2 separate regions of the Homo sapiens genome follow, and region 2 is linked to region 1. Evidence: chromatin contacts called from ENCODE Hi-C or POLR2A ChIA-PET data. All regions are on one chromosome and are shown on one strand. Each heading gives the region's core, a stretch centred on a gene start or an enhancer-like site at or near the end of the contact. The rest is flanking DNA. Distances are from core to core; before and after follow the strand shown.

Evidence for each region. A loop is a pair of places that touch in the nucleus more often than their neighbours do. ChIA-PET counts read pairs that join two places held with the same protein, here RNA polymerase II (POLR2A). Pooled maps may share reads with other maps.
Region 2: a loop to region 1 is called in a pooled map, with 2.4 times the contacts of the local background. The contact joins the enhancer-like site here to the promoter of STAMBP in region 1. A Hi-C loop is called at or near these places in 1 of 168 maps with a recorded cell type or tissue (MCF 10A), 2 of 37 single-sample maps with no recorded cell type and 9 of 50 pooled maps. POLR2A ChIA-PET finds 5 or more read pairs at or near these places in 6 of 52 experiments (A673, PC-3, Panc1 and 3 more).

The regions. Positions count from the first base shown.
Region 1 is chr2:73,827,661-73,830,260 of GRCh38, forward strand. It overlaps STAMBP (STAM binding protein), which reads left to right and starts at 1,301. Exons shown (of 10, transcript NM_213622.4): 1 at 1,301-1,850. LOC105374807 (a long non-coding RNA gene) reads right to left here. Exons shown (of 3, transcript XR_940246.3): 2 at 1,097-1,244. RefSeq lists a silencer at 1,072-1,290.
Region 2 is chr2:73,752,767-73,755,366 of GRCh38, forward strand. No RefSeq gene overlaps it. Among named protein-coding and RNA genes, the nearest start is that of TPRKB, 17 kb to the left of the region's middle. RefSeq lists a silencer at 1,232-1,415. Within about 2 kb of position 1,310, at least 2 of the 41 ENCODE cell types and tissues checked have a DNase peak (open chromatin) inside an H3K27ac peak, as active enhancers do.

The sequences.
Region 1 (2,600 bases), core at 51-2,550:
AGAGAGAGTTTTGAAGACACAGTAGAGTGCCCTATACAATTATCTTCCCAGATTTATCTGCAGTAGATCCATGAGAGTTGATAGTAGACCCATGCACATTAATGCTTGCTGGGGGCAGAAGGGGAGGTGATATGATGCAAGCAAGTACTTTCAACCCTAAGTCTGAAAAGTTGATGACTACACAAAATCACTTCAGGTAACTCCAACAGAAATATACACAACGGAGGTTGGGAGAAATGAGAGATCTGGAGGCTGGCTAGGTGGAGGAGGCAACACCTGAATTAGGGATTTAAGCTAGACCTTGAAGAATAGGTCATGCCATCACACTAACAAACTCACAGGGAGGCTCCCAAATTTTGGGAAAGTGTCCCCCAGAGACTTAGACTTTTAAACCAAAGCCTAATGTTTCACAAAGTCTTCTGAGACAGAATGATTAGCAAGCTTGTAGGACCTTTTTGTAAAGAGGATGTATATGGATTCGTACAGACACACATCTACATGCAGAACGTGCCATTCTGTATTTGATGCATAAAACCACCTTGTCCCGGTCTCAGGGCAGGAACAGTGTCATACAGATTTTTGTGTCTCCACTGCTTTTGCATAGCGGCTCTTAGAGATTAAACGCTTTTTTTCCAAATATTTTATAGGTTTTTTGACATTAAAACGTTAGTCTCATCTGGGTGCGGTGGCACACGCCAGTAATCCCAGTACTTTGGGAGGCAGAGGCAAGAAGATCGCTTGAGCCCTGAAGTTGGAGACCACAGTGAGCTATGATCACACCACTGCACTCCTGTGACAGCCTGGGTGACACCGCAAGACCCTGTCTTAAAAAAAAAAAAAGTTAGACTTATGTTCTTTTCTAAGCAATAAAATTAGTCTTAGATATTGCCTAATATCTAAGACTACCAATTTTTGTGTAGAATGTAATACAAGCTAAAAAATACATTCGAAAGACTTTCTGTCCCCCAATTTATAAATCCTGGTTAGTTTAGCTAAGTCTGCAGTTGTGCTGGGATCAGCAATCCCTCCTTAAATGCAGGAGTATTGTGAGTGTGATGAGGGACTACCCCAAATCAAAATAATTTTAAAAGCAAACCTTAGCTTGCTAATTGGTTCCACTTTCTTCCTTGTTCCTTTTCCTTTACCAAGATGGCCGCTGTGTCGTTCGCTCCTCATTGGTCGGATTTTCCGCAGGTGCCGATTCTAGCCCCACCTACTAGCTCTCCGTTCCAAGTCCTAAATCACTGGGAATGTAATAGACAGACGAACGGGAGTGGGCGGAGCGGGCGCCGGATGTGACGTTTCCGGAACCTCCGGGTGTCATCCGCGGGGAAAGGTGGGGAAGGGTCCCGGGAACGTGGTGGGGCAGGGCCTCCGAGCGTGGTTGGACTTTGAAGGGGATCGGCCGCCGTGAGTGTGGGGCCTGCAGCCTACTCTCCCCGAGTCCCCTGCCCGGCCTGCCTCGCTCGAGGCACCCGACGGCTTCTGTCTCCGCGGGCTGGCGCCTGACCAGCCAGGCCCAGCGGTTCCCCGCCTACTGCATTTGAAAGATCCCGAAAACCCTGGATGATTGTGCCTGGGGTTGGCAAGTTCGTCTTGAGTGCCTTCAAGAAGGGTTCCTCAAGCAGTTGTCGATAGAGCCCTCCCTACTGTATACGCCCCCTCCGCTCATTCCTGCTACTTCCTTTCTCCTCCTCGTATTTCCCCCTCGGTCCTTTACGCCGCCTTTCCCCCTCATTTGCAGATGCTGCATCCCCTTTTTGGAATTGCTCAACCAGGTGGTAACCGGCGCCGCTTCCTGGCCTTGGGAGGTGGTTCCTTTCTTAACCCACAAGAACCTCTCCCAAGAGGTACTGAGATGCAACAAGCATCCTCTGTTTCAGTTAACTTTCATGGGCCGTGGACTAGGTTTACTAATTACTTGGGGAGGTTTTAGATATGCTTGCGGCTTTCTGAGTCCCTAAGGAGGCCTCGTGAGAGATGGACTATCTCTGCATCCCTAGTAGTCCTCACGGCTTTTGTGCTATTAGTGAGGGTGTTTTAGAGGGGAAGGTTTGTGGAGGAATTGTGACCCGAATATTGAAGAGACCTAAAGATGGAATTGGCTGAGAGAAGACTACCCCTGAGGGAAGAGTTGTAGTAGAAAAGAAAAACTGGATAGATAAATGAAACTGAAATGTGAGGATGCCTGGGCGGATTGGAATCCTGACTGAAGCAAAAGATCTCTGTTGGGGAGGGCCAGTTGCCACAGGGCCTTGAATTCCAAGATTTATTCTACTGTAGTTTGTGTATTCTAGAGCATACTGATTAGGGTTTGCTGTAATGCAATGTGTGTCAAATGCCCAGTTTTATTTTGGAGATGATAGTGGTGATATCTGGTTGGAATTTGGAATCTGATTCTAACAGCAACTATATCTAGAAAGACTAGAATTACTGGAGTTTTGGGACACCAGGGGTTTTTGCAATGCAAGTTACCATCGTGCCTTTTTGTTATTCAGTGTTTAGTCTATGAAGATGAGTAAATGGTTGTTTTCAAGATTTAAGTCTCTTGCCATGATAATGATGAATGAATGATTTTATAGATTGACTATAGTGGTTTA
Region 2 (2,600 bases), core at 60-2,559, 75 kb before region 1:
ATATTCAAAGAAAACTGCAAAAGGTAAATGGGATCCTTGGGTTGCCAATCTCACATTTAGTGGACTTAGCTTTTAAAGTGTACTATGCTCAGGATGAGGCTCAGGAAAGTGCAAATTGAAGCAACAAGTAACTCACTGGCAGCTGTGCTTGACTACCAACCTAGGGGAAAAGGAAGAAATCAAAGAGCGGCTCACGCCCCCTTCAGAAAAAAAACCAATATGCCTATTGTAAGAAGGAGGGACACTGGAAAAAGGGCTGTCCCAAATTGACCAAAGCAGCTAGCAAGTGCAGTGTCCCTCAAAATCAGATGAGGAGAGAGAATAATATTTAGATGAAGACTGATGTGTCCCAGGGACTCCCTTAGACTTGGAGCAACCAGTGGCTATATCCCCACAGGATTCCTAGATACAACTGACAGTGGGGAACAGAATGATTGACTTTTTACTTGACACAGTGCCACATATTAATTAATTAACAATTGTCTCTCTCCAGCTTTGGGAAAAACCATTACTGTTACACGGATATTGGGAGACACCATTATCCCTTTCTACAATCTTCAGGTTACCATTTACGAGAGACCGGCCTAGGGCATAGTTTCTTGTACATGCTTAATGCCCAGTGCCCCTCCTGGGCTGGGATTTGCTTGCCAAATTGTATGCTCAACTTGTCTTTCCCCCCAGATGCCTAGATATAATGATTCCTTCTGAACAAGTTTGCAGGTTTCAAATACTCCTGCTGCAACCAGAAAACGAAGAGGTTCAGGACATTCCAGAAGAAATTCTCACACAGGTAAGGAGAGATGTTTGGGCCCAAGGGAAGCCAGGGAGAGTGGTCACAGCCAAACCCATAAAAATTAAAAGAGAGACACAGAATACCCATTAAAGGAAGTGGCATGAAAGGGTATTCAACCACTCTTGGAAGGCTTTTTTGGCACAAGGACTGATTTGGTCCTGTAATTCTCCCTTTAACATTCCTGTTCTACGGTGGGCAGCAAGCCACCCAGGTGCTGAGGCAAGAGACCGAGGGCACAAGTTGTTCCAGTATAATAAAATATATAAAACAACAAGAGTTATACTAGATCTAAATCATAGACATGATTATATATGAATATCATTAATCATTAGTTTGTAGCAATTACTCTTTATTCCAATACTGTAATAATCCTCGCTCTATAATCATAACCTAGGAAAAACCAGGCCATACAGAGATAGGAACCGAAGGGACATAGTGAGTGAGAAGTGATCAGAAGACAAGAGTGCAAGCCTTCTGTTATGCCCGGACAGGGCCACCAGAGGGCTCCTTGGTCTAGTGGTAATGCCAGCGTCTGGGAAGACGCCCATTGCCAAGCAGACCGTGGTCTAGCAGTAGCATCAGTGTCAAGGAAAAACACCCGCTACTTAGCAGACCGGGAAAGGGAGTCTCCCTTTCCCTGGGGGAGTTTAGAGGAGATTCTACTCCTCCACCTCTTATGGAGGGCCTGACATCAGTCAGGCCCGCCCGCAGTTATCCGGAGGCCTGACCCTGTCTCCCTGTGATGCTGTGCTTCAGTGGTCACGCTCCTAGTCTGCTTTCAAGTTCCATCCTGTACACCTGGCTCTGCCTTTTAGATAACAGTAGCAAAATTAATGAAAGTACTAAAAGTCTCTGATATGCAGAAATAATGGCGTAAGCTGTCTCTCTCTCGCTCTCCCTCTCTCTGCCTCGGCTGCCAGGCAGGGAAGGGCCCCCTGTCCAGTGGACACGTGACTCACGTGACCTTATCAATCACTAGAGATGACTCACACTCTTTACCCTGCCCCTTTTGCCTTGTATCCAATAAATAACAGTGCAGCCAGGCATTCGGGGCTACTACTGGTCTCTGCATCTTGGTGGTAGTGGTCCCCCAGGCCCAGCTGTCTTTTATCTCTTTGTCTTGTGTCTTTATTTCTACAATCTCTCGTCTCCACACATGGGGAGAAAAACCCACTGACCCTGTGGGGCTGGTCCCTACATCTTACCATCATGCAAGTCCCATTAAGACAACTACAGTTTCGGCTGGGCGTGGTGGCTCACGCCTGTAATCCCAGCACTTTGGGAGGCCGAGGCGGGCGGATCACGAGGTCAGGAGATCAAGACCATCCTGGCTAACATGGTAAACCCCATCTCTACTAAAAATACAAAAAAGTTAGCCAGGCGTGGTGGCAGGCACCTGTAGTCCCAGCTACTCAGGAGGCTGAGGCAGGAGAATGGCTTGAACCTGGGAGGCGGAGCTTGCAGTGAGCCGAAATCGTGCCACTGCACTCCAGGCTGGGTGACAGAGCGAGATTCGTCTCAAAAAAAAAAAAGACAACTACAGTTTGTACAAGACTTAGGGCCAGTAATGAAACAGTCTAGGACATACACCCTATGGTAACTAACCCCTATAGCTTGCTGATCACTTTGTCAGGAGAACTAGGTTGGTTTACAGATTTGGACTGTAAAGATGCCTTATTTTGCATTAGACAAGGAGACACAAGAGATCTTTGAATTTGAATCTCTGAGGCTGGGACACAGGTCAATCAGCAGTACTGTTATCTCAAGGATTTAAAAATTCCCCCACAATCTTTGGGAAATTTTTGGC